3 separate regions of the Homo sapiens genome follow, and all the other regions are linked to region 2. The links are chromatin contacts, found by Hi-C or POLR2A ChIA-PET in ENCODE. All regions are on one chromosome and are shown on one strand. Each heading gives the region's core, a stretch centred on a gene start or an enhancer-like site at or near the end of the contact. The rest is flanking DNA. Distances are from core to core; before and after follow the strand shown.

The links. Hi-C counts contacts between places; a loop is a spot of excess contacts on that map. ChIA-PET counts read pairs that join two places held with the same protein, here RNA polymerase II (POLR2A). Pooled maps may share reads with other maps.
Region 1: a pooled map shows a loop between it and region 2 (3-fold over the local background). The contact joins two enhancer-like sites. A Hi-C loop is called at or near these places in 2 of 168 maps with a recorded cell type or tissue (CD8-positive, alpha-beta T cell and posterior cingulate gyrus) and 2 of 50 pooled maps. POLR2A ChIA-PET finds 5 or more read pairs at or near these places in 2 of 52 experiments (OCI-LY7 and Panc1).
Region 3: a loop to region 2 is called in a map of B cell, with 2.4 times the contacts of the local background. The contact joins two enhancer-like sites. A Hi-C loop is called at or near these places in 1 of 168 maps with a recorded cell type or tissue (B cell), 4 of 37 single-sample maps with no recorded cell type and 4 of 50 pooled maps. POLR2A ChIA-PET finds 5 or more read pairs at or near these places in 1 of 52 experiments (activated T-cell).

The regions. Positions count from the first base shown.
Region 1 is chr9:37,282,742-37,286,196 of GRCh38, reverse strand. All of the region lies in intron 2 of ZCCHC7 (zinc finger CCHC-type containing 7), which reads right to left. Among named protein-coding and RNA genes, the nearest start is that of LINC01627, 110 kb to the left of the region's middle. Within about 2 kb of position 2,001, at least 5 of the 41 ENCODE cell types and tissues checked have a DNase peak (open chromatin) inside an H3K27ac peak, as active enhancers do.
Region 2 is chr9:36,871,768-36,875,324 of GRCh38, reverse strand. The region is part of intron 8 of PAX5 (paired box 5); the gene reads left to right. Among named protein-coding and RNA genes, the nearest start is that of MIR4540, 9.2 kb to the right of the region's middle. Within about 2 kb of position 1,869, at least 2 of the 41 ENCODE cell types and tissues checked have a DNase peak (open chromatin) inside an H3K27ac peak, as active enhancers do; they include B cell, where a contact is called at or near this core.
Region 3 is chr9:37,144,980-37,148,477 of GRCh38, reverse strand. All of the region lies in intron 2 of ZCCHC7 (zinc finger CCHC-type containing 7), which reads right to left. Among named protein-coding and RNA genes, the nearest start is that of ZCCHC7, 26 kb to the right of the region's middle. Within about 2 kb of position 1,902, at least 8 of the 41 ENCODE cell types and tissues checked have a DNase peak (open chromatin) inside an H3K27ac peak, as active enhancers do; they include B cell, where a contact is called at or near this core.

The DNA.
Region 1 (3,455 bases), core at 752-3,251, 410 kb before region 2:
CTTAACCAATATGCTATATAATCTCCCTAAATTATTTTATTAATAGTGTTCTGACTTTCTCTAATAATAAAATTACTGGTACTCATTTCAACAATTTCATTTCATCATGTACCACATGACAATTACTAATGGGAAAACATGTTTAAAATTGCATCTTTCTACTTTTAACATAGGACTATATTCTGATATGGATATGAATGATGGTATCTGAAGTTATACTAGTCTTCTATGTAGAGAGAAACTTGACTGAGATTTTACAAAAATAATGCCCCAAGTTTCTACTTGTGGTTAACTTTTATTATATAATTACACCAGGATGTAAGGAGACAGGAACCAGTTCCATCTTCCTCTCTGTTGTATCTCTATCACCTGTGTGGTGTTTGTCACATAGTAAGTGCTCAAAAAATACTGCTTAATGAATAAATTTTGAAGAAACAAGTGATTTTCCTAAACATATGCCAATTTAAAAAAATCTTTAATAGTCAATTGTCATCTGTCTGAGTCACTGGTTAACTCTTCTATTTATATAAGCAGCAACTAGTAAGTATTGATTGATTTATAGCTTGATCAACTAGCAGGATAAATATAAATTTGATTTTTTCAAAATTATATTCCAAAACAACAATATAGCCTATTATAGGCCAAATGGAATACTTAGACCCATTCCCCAAAAGCCTGCTCCTAAGGTGTGTTGCTAGCAACCTATTTACAGTACAACCAATATAGAAAAATAAGAGACGAAGAAGAATAGAACAAAAGACAAGAAAATGTCAGGAAATGGTAGAAGAAAATGAGAAAGAGAAATAATTTCGAAAATACCATCTCAAGATAAAAGAGAGGCAGTTTATAAAGAAACACCAGGTATGAATAAAAACCTAGGTTCTTCCAAGACATATTGAGTAATTATGTATTAAACATTTTCTCTTTCTCTCAGCTTCAATTTCTCATTTGTGAACATAAATATAGCCCTACATCATCTCTAAGATAAATTTTTCCATAGAAACCAACTCAAATGGCATCTGCTTCCTCAAACTTCTCAAACAAAAATCCAAGCGCTGGATATCTGGACAATTTTCTCTATTAATTCTATTGTCTTTCAAAACATCAAAATCTCTATATAAATAAATGAAACGCTCCCCTCCAATCTCCTTAAGCCACCCATGCTAGAAAGAATGAAACACTTAAGAAACTTTTTATAACAAAACTTCTAATAAAAAAGGAAATTAAAAAAATTAAAGCCTAAATTTGTACATAGAAATATGAATCAGCAACATATGTGAAACATTTGTTAGAAATGTAAATAGTTCATGCCTCCTGGGAATACATACTAACCTACACTCCAGAAACAGACTGACTATTTATAATCCCAATGCAGTATGCACTATTGAGGCCTACAGGGAAGGTTTAAAGCTGGATTTTTCAACAAGGCTCACAAGTCCTGAGGTTAAATACACATGAATTACGGATGTTTAATCCAACTTAAGATACCATCTTTTCATATTTAAAGCAGTTTCCCTTATACAGAAAAAATACAAAATACATGAGCTGGTCCTAACAGAAGCTCCTGCAGAGGTAATATAAAAATCCATTTTTTTTTTAACCATTTAAACTCACACCGTGCTGACTTTCATTTCCAATACATATAATATGTCCTGATAAAAACCAGGATACTTTTATGGAGCAAAAAAGCTGTAAAAACAAGAAAAACCTTCATATTTGTTACATATTTAAAAAAATTTAACAAACACTATTGATCAAATGTAATTAGGACTGGCTACATAAAATGCAAAAAAGGTATTTTTTTGTGTGTATAAACACACATAAATATGTATATACACAGAGAAATAAAACAGTTAAACAGTTTCTACCTGTTTTTGTGTACTTCCTTTTCAGATATTGTTCGCTTAGAGTCTTGGCCTCTGTTACTGTCTAACTTGAATTCACAAAACTCAATGGCTCATGGTTTTCAAAGCTTAGGCCAACGTTTGCAGAACAAAGTCGCTTTCTCTCTCTCTCTCTTTTTTTTTGGTGGGTACAAGTATGGGGACCACAGGAACAGTTAAATTCATGGCATGGCTGGTCTACCACACAGTCGGGGGAATTCTTTAAATAGAGCCTGTCACTCTCTTGGCCCATCAATGGGATTTCCTTCTCGAACTGCTGATTCGTTCAGGTACACAACAGAGGAAATTTCAGTTAACCTTTGTTTCACCCCAGGGAAAAATCTGTCTGAAAGTATAAAATGAATAGATTAAAAAAAAAAAATAAGCAGCTCAGCCACAGGGCCATTCTCTGAGTGTTCACAGCAGCTTAAGTTAAACAGTAAAAAGGGCAGTGGAATGTTTCATTCCCAATGGAAAATTCAAGCACAATATAGAACTTGGGAATCTAGTTAGTCAGAGTTTATTTTGATGACTAAACCAAACCAACTGTCCTTTCTGTTTTAATAAACTGGAAAATTTCCCTTCTGATAATTTTATAAGAGTCAGAATTGTTTTTCTCTTATATCACCATTATTACTATGATCTAACTGAGGTGCCTATAACAAAACTGCATACTAATTCTTCTCCCCAAAAAAGTGACTCTTAGAAATATTTTCAAATAAAAGTATATTATTAAAGTCATAATAGGAAAACAGGAAAAAGAGGGGTCAAATAAATTAGAGCCCTGTGAAATTCTCCCCTATTATTCTTTTCAAAATAGAAAATTCAAGTAAGAAAGGACAAAAGGAGGAGCCCACTTTTCCATTTTAAAGTTTTCTGTTTTCAAACAATAGGAGTACTTGAAGAGGCTATAGTTAGATGTAGATATGTAAAATCTTGGGGTATGGAGCAAAAATACAGAAAGTTTAATTTACAATTTGTTTTCTCCTGAAACTATGGGAACTTAGATTATATACATTTTTCTACAACAATGAACATAAATTTTAGGATGTGCTGGATAGACATTGACTACCTATCTTTATTTCTCCCAAATTATGTCTGAACTCCATGAAAGAGAAAAGTATTGTGCTGTCAATATTTTTCATACATATTATCCCATTACTATTCTTATCTACTGACTGCAAGCAACTACGCCAACTCAATATAATATCAAGAGCACACACGGGTATAAAAACAACAGAAAAGAAAACAATTGAATTTAATACCATCCTAAGTCTCAACCCAAGAGGAACTATTAGTAGTAGCATGATTGAGTTGCTTCAACACCTTTCTCCCCATCCCACCCCACCCCACATCTCCATCTGGCATTCTACTAATTTGGAGGCTACTCTTGCCTCTGGAACAAATGCCATTTTCATTAAAAAAAAAAAAAAAAAAAAAAGATTCAGGTCTTCTTGACTCTTTTCTTACCCCCTCACTCCCCCCGCCTTTTTTTTAAGCCAGAGCCAGGCTGGAGTGCAGTGGCAAAAACATGGCTCACTGATGCTTCCATGTAGCTGGGGCCACAGGAGC
Region 2 (3,557 bases), core at 620-3,119:
CGGCACAGTGCCTAGCACCTAGTCGCACTCAGGACACAGTAGCTGAAATTAAAATGGAGAACTTTAGGCCGAGCTGCCAAGGAGAGCTTCGCTAGGTTTGCTGTGGCCCTGAGTCTGGGGGCTGGGGTGATGCAACCAAGGAGGCTGGGGCTGACCCAGGGCTGGGAGTGGTAGCGCTGTTAGAGTGGCCGCCACATGGGGAAGCAGTGGGAGGCTGGGTGGTTAAGAGCATGGACCTGAGCCAGACTCCCTGGTTCTGAGTCACAGTCCTGCTTCTCACTAGCTGTGTGACTTGGGGCAAGTTACATAACTCCTCAGGGCCCTGGTTTCCTCCTCGTGTATAAAATGGGGATACTGATAATAAATGTGAGCATTAAGTGATGTAATATACATAAAAGCTCTTAGAATTCTGACTGGCACATATGGAGTGGCACATAAGTGTTCATTATTATTGCTATTATTATTTACACAGGGGCCTGGGCTGGATAGGGCGGTGAACAGAGAAGCCTAGCAGGCATGCTAACGCTCAAATCAAGAGCTCTCCAGCAGAGCTCATACCTCCTGGAGCCTGTGGATCAATGGGAAAGCCAACTAGAGAAGAATCCAGTCAGAAATGAGAGCACTGCCAAGTAGGAGTCAGGCAGTCTCCGAATACAGTGGGTCTGCAGAAAACAGAGAGGCAGCTGTGGTTGGTGCAACTGAGAAAGGCATTCTGGCAAAGGTGGCCCTGGAGCTGGGCTGGGAACCATGTGTGCTTGGCTATCTGGAGAGGAGGATGGGGGCTTTGCGGTAGGGCAGAAGGCTAAGCCTAGTGGCTGGTGTGGGTTCCCAGGGGTGGGAGTCCAGCCCAGGCCAGGCAAGTAGGATTGGCAGGGAGGGGAGCCTGTTGAGTGGAGGCTGATGGCCAGCAAGGTTAGGATCTGAGCTTGGCAACTTTTGGAGGCCAAGCAGACATGCAGATGAGGCCTTCTGCAGACAGGTGCATGAACCCCAGGAGCATGGGGCGAGGGCCAGTCCAGACAGAAATATGCAGATGCCCCAAGAGAAGCGAAGGGTGCTTTGGCAAGAATGTGGCTTCACCATTATTAGCAGTGTGACCACAGAGGAGCTCTGTGACTTCTCGGAGCCTGCCTTGCTACTGTTTGAAACGATGGTTGTGTAGTTACGGAGACACCGCCTGTGTGAGATAGGAAGGGTATTGAGGTTCTGGAGCGGGGAGGAGAAGGTTTCTTTTGTGGTCTGGCAAGCCCACCCCTGATTCTGCGTCTTGCCTGCCCTACAGGCCTGCTCTGTGCAAAGCATGCAGGCTTAGGGGTGGGGGCCGCAGTACCAGGCAGCATCCTGGCCCAGCTCAGCCAGGACCTCTGTGCCATCTGACATGTCATTTCCACTCTCTGGGTCTGGTTAAGCATGTGAAACAGGGAGAAAATATATACTGCCCAGTTCCATAGGCATGGCCGGGAGTAGTGAACAGGATTCAGAGGGCCACCTTTTCCAGCCTTGTATCAAGAACCTTTCCTATGATTAGTACTGAAGACATTGGAATGGGCAGACTTGGGAGGGTCCAGCGGACACTGGTGAGAACTTGGTGGTGGGGATTTGAGCATCAGATGGAGAGAGGACCAGTGCTCTCCAGGCACCTCCGTGACCTAAGCATCAGGCTCAGGGAGCGTTTGCTCAGGGAAAGAACAGCCTTTGTTCTTAACACTAACTTCCCTTGACCCCTGACTTTCTTTCTAAGCTCCTTGCTGGGGCTCCTGGTAGCTCTCTGGCCTGGGCACGCCACCCCTTTGCCAACCTGGCCCTGGCCTCTGGGGTGCACACCTGTTGCTCGTTCCTGACTCTTTGCTGCCCTCTGGTGGCCTCCAGTCACTCTGCCACAGCAGGAACACAGACTTGACCCTGGGGAATCCTAGACACAGCTACGATGAAATGCAGGTGGCCATTCACTTGTTCATTCATTCATTCTCCATACATTTCCTAAGAGACCCTTGGTGCCAATTGTGGGCTAGGGGTGGAGCTGCCGACACAGCCCCTGCCCTCAGGGAGCTCACAGTCTAGTTGGAGAGATGGATATAAAAAAATCCTGATGTGCTAATGTTAAGAGCTAAGACCTAGGAATCTATAAAGTGTGGGGAAATGCAGGTGAGGGGGACCACTGAGTCTGCTGAGGCAATGGGGTGGAGTGGGAGAAATCAGGGAAGACTTCTCAAAGGAGGTCATTTGAGCTGGACCTTGAAGAGTGAGTTTGCCAGTCTGTGAAGCTGGAGGGATATTGTTGGGTAAGGGACCAGTGCGTGAGAAGCCCCAGGGGAACCAGAGAACATGGGCATCAGGGAGGGAGCTGGGAGTGACCAAAGCCTTGTGGGGCTGGTGGGAGATGAGCTGGAAGGGAAGGCTGGATCTAGGGAAGAAGGGTCCCAGTCACACCCACACCTCAGCCCTGGAAACCTCTGGGCATGAGGCTGAGCATCCAATAGCCTTGCAGAGGGCAGGCTCTGCCCAGGCAGATGTGGAGAGCCAGGGTTGCCTGTTGCCTGTGCCCTCATAGGGTGGGGGGACGAGGGGTCTAGAATGAGGTGGTCTGGACAGTCTATGTGACTAAAGCTCCAGGAACCCTGCACGGAAGTGATGCTGGGAGTGAGGAGAAACTGATACACACATGTAGGCTTTCTCAGCTCTTGCCTGCATTTGGGAAGAAAAGAATTACAAAAGCCTCAGAGATGGAAAGGACTCTGGGGACATGAAGGTCCTACTTGAATTTAGGAGACCTAGGTTCTGATTCTAGCTGCCAGATACTCACAGCATGACCTTGAGACATGACCTTGGGACTCCCTGCTCTCTCTTAAAGCAGGAGGCAGGGCCTGGGGAGGCTGGGCTGAATGCACCCCAGGGGGTTTTCTGCTCCTGCCATTCAAGGTTTCTAAGTCAGTGATGTTTATCCCTGCTCATAACAGCTCCTGACCGAACTGGAGGGCTCCCTAAGCCCTGCCACCTCTGTTCTAAGCAAGCAGAAAGTGCTTCCAAGTTCCCTTCAGATCTGGGGCTGTGAATAATAAGACAGTGGCCCTGGGCTGTCATGTATAATCTGGTAATCACTTCCAAGGGCTGGACTGAAGGAGAAGAGCCTGAGGACTTGTTAACCTTACACACTGCTCCCATGTCTCGATCGGGAAGGCCCAGAAACTGCTGGGGCAGGCCAGGGCTGGCTTTTGGGGCTTGTGCACCTGGGAGGAGGGCTCCCAGACTGGAATCTGCAATCTTAGGGTGAGAGAGAGGTAGTAAAGATCACCATCATTTGTTCCATCTTTGAAAGCAAAGTGTCCCTTTTGGGAGCATGGAGATGGGGAGAGAGAATATCCTAGGCTCACAGGTGCTGGGAAACATTCTTATTTCTCACAACCCCATTGCAAGGACAGCTGAGAAGCAGAGTCTCAGCTGGGAGAGTGCCCTGTCCAAAGCCGGTGCTCACTGGCCCGCCTGGGAAGTGTGCAGTGCTGGGGGAGCTCAGAGCCAGGGGCTGAGGACAGCTTTGGTGCTGCTCTGGGCTGAATCTA
Region 3 (3,498 bases), core at 653-3,152, 270 kb before region 2:
TAAGAAAAACCGACCTAATTCAAAATAGAATTTTAAAAGTCTGTTGTTCCTCTAAACATGATATATCCTTATCTCCCCTGACACACACCTCTACCCCTCATGAAAGCAGTATCTTTCCTCTCCTGCACCCCATGACTCTATTATGCCACTCACCTCTTACCTCTTCTATTAAGCCATAGGATCCGTGGGGTCAGGGTCTATACCTGATTCATCTTTGTAAGTACCAGCACATCTTGCACAGTGATTCACAAAAGGCCCTAGTTATTGTTGGCTAAATGAATACATATCAAATATATATTTTTGGCTATTATTTGCTGTCTCTGATTATCTATGCCTTTGTTCCCAATCAGTATCACAGAAAACCAAAAGCTTACAAATCTTTCAATTCAATGTCTACAATATACCTATAAAGTTAAAACAACAATAATACTGACAGATGCAAGTATAGATTCTTTTTTCTTCCTCAACATGAAAAAACAATTACTGACAGGATACCAGGTAAAAGTCAGCAAAAAATACAGGAATAGACATCATTATCACCAGTGCTCTTACAGAGCATCTTTATAAAATGGAGGCAAAAACTCCCTTTCAATCAACCTCCAATATGTTATAATGTAGATTTTTTTAAAAATGCAATGCTAATAAAAATTAGTTGATAAGTATTTTTCATTCAAAAGCCACAAATGTTTGATCTGCATTAAAAAGCTATTAAAAAATCAATTCTAACTTACAATTTACTCAAATACCAGTGGTTTCTTAGATGCTAATAATAAAGCACTATATGAGCTATTACTTTTATTCCTAATATGATTGACATATCTTTTATGAAAGAAAGTCATGTGCACTGCAGGAAATTTAAAAGCCCAAAATGTTAAAGCTCTGAATATAAAATTTAACTAGCAGACTGACTGAAATACTAGATCTCTATTTTTATTCTATTCACTCTTCACTCACCTTCCATTTATTTTCTTGGGATTTGTTTTTTCCCCCCACTCTTATTTTTAATTTTATGGAATAATAAGATACACCCACCTATAGCTCTACATCAGCCAATATTAGACACTTTCAAAACAGCTTGCTTGCTTTATCTCTCTTTCTGTATTTGCTAGGTATTACCTGGTTAGACAGAAAAACAAAGCATTAAATGAAAGTGGTTTTTATGGGACAAAATGTTTTTCCATTACATTACAATGTCTATTATCCTAGTGGTCTTAAAATGAAACTATATTATATTCCTAAACTTCCCTTCAACTGTTTTTGAAGTAGCATAATTTGGAGGTGTTTGGGTAGAAATTATCGGGGCTAACTTTTTAATATTGCAATTATTTATTAAATTGATATATATAATTCAATTGTTTACAACAGTTACTATCATATGAAAGATACTATAGAAACAGAAGTCCTAATGAATTATCTTTGGGATAGCCTGGTCTTCACCTATACTTACTACTGTTATTTGAATGTTAATTTCTGGACCTACTCTATTAGATAGCTAAAGTTAATTAATTCAACTTTAAGTTAAGAGAGAAGATACAAATAGTTGATGTTATTCCCTATGTTTTTAAAATATAAGGTCAATCAATATAAGTACCCACAAATTTTAAATTATTTAAATTATATGAGCATCTGACACTGAGGCAGATTTTCAACTTAACATCTATTTACTTCTTTCAGCTTCCACTGAAGTCAAACACCAAGTAATGAGAAGAGAAACAAAATTTTTAAATCTGTCCTTATCATATTACAAGCACATTAAAGACTTCTCTCTTATTTTCCAAAGAGCTTGAGAAAATGTTGAGCAGCAAAAACTGCATTATTCTCTCAAAAGAAACTACTTTCCTTTTTGATAAACAGTAAACCACATGAGGAAGTTACCACTGAATTACTTCCTGTTACTTGAAAATGTTCTAACTAATACAGCTACCACACGTTTTTAGTTTTTAAAACGAGGGTGGGATAAGTAAAGGGAGGCTTAATTATTAGACAATAATAAAGCAGGCCTAATTTACCATATGGCCAAGACAGCCATTTTTCATTTGGAGGATCTAAGTCCTTTTCAAATTATAATGAAAGAAAAATGTAGAACAATCAAACATGCAGACTTTGTAGAAAAGTGTTTCCTCAGAAAATTGGATACACAAATATCAGAAAGCAAGGGCCATCCATTCATTATGCCTGAAACCAAAGGAGGAAAAAAGCCTACATACAGAATCTGTAAGCTTCATAACTATTGGGATCGTCAAATTTTTAATATTCAATTCCATAATAAATTATTCTAGGTACCAAAAAACTACAGCAGTAAGCAAAGGACTTAATACAATGATATAATCTAAATAAGGTAAATAAGGTACACCAAAAACTCTGAGATAAATGAAGCAACTCTCGAAGAATGAGTTAAAATAGTAATCGCACTTGCTTAAATTAGTATTTATCATTTCTAATGTTTAAAATAAATAAAATACCAAGTCTGAATCAGCCTACAGGTATATTCACTTAAAGATGAATGAATGTGAAAATGTGTGTTCTACACACTTCAACAAGATATAAGACCTACTGTCCAAGATAATTATCCACTAGCAAAATAATTCCTATTTTAATTTTGGGTTATATTCCTTGCTTTTAACAGATCAGCATCTCCAATTCAATTTATAGGAACAATTTTTGTTCAAAATTTAACTGAGGCATCTCAATCTATTAAACGAGGAATATTACTCAATTGAACACTGATTTTAATAAGAATTTTTTTAAGTTAAGGATCTAAAGCAACTACCAATCTAATAAGTAGTTTTAAAAGTTGGGTATGCTCCTATTTTCTGAACTCAAGCAAGTTTGCATTTTTACTTATTTATAATAGCATAAAGAATCAACTTTTAGGCTGCCTCCTTTTCAATTAAGGCTTGTTTACACCTGACAACTATCTTTATCCCAGAACTCTAATGTTCTGCTTTTAATAGCTCAATCTATGTTTCTATCCTAGAAACTGAAAAGGTTTTTTAATTTTGGAGCTTTTTGGTATGTGCCCCTTCTGAACGATAATTACATATTCACAGCAAACTAAATACAATCTTAAGAAGTATGTACAAGAATCTGAAGTAGACTTCTAGAAACATAAAAGTATTATTTGATATAATAAAGACAGTCTGTTTTTCAGATTAAAAAAATACAACAGGAAAAGGAAAATTTTAAACAATTTACTTAATTTTGCCAATTTTCAACATGGTCCCTTTTTTAATCAAGGTCTACATATTTGAAAAGTTGACTATTAAAATTCTTAATGAATTTAAAAGTACTGCTGTTAAAACTTCCCTTTAGCCCATTCAGCCCCTTAACTAATCAAACAAAGAAACAAATATTACAAGACGAAGGCTGACAAAAAATCATAATGAACCTCTCAGATGAGAAACTAATTGGTACTAAGTACACAATGGCTTACATTTAATCCTGTTAATAACCACACAAAAAAAGAAATGAAAGACTCACTTTTCAGTCATCTCTCTG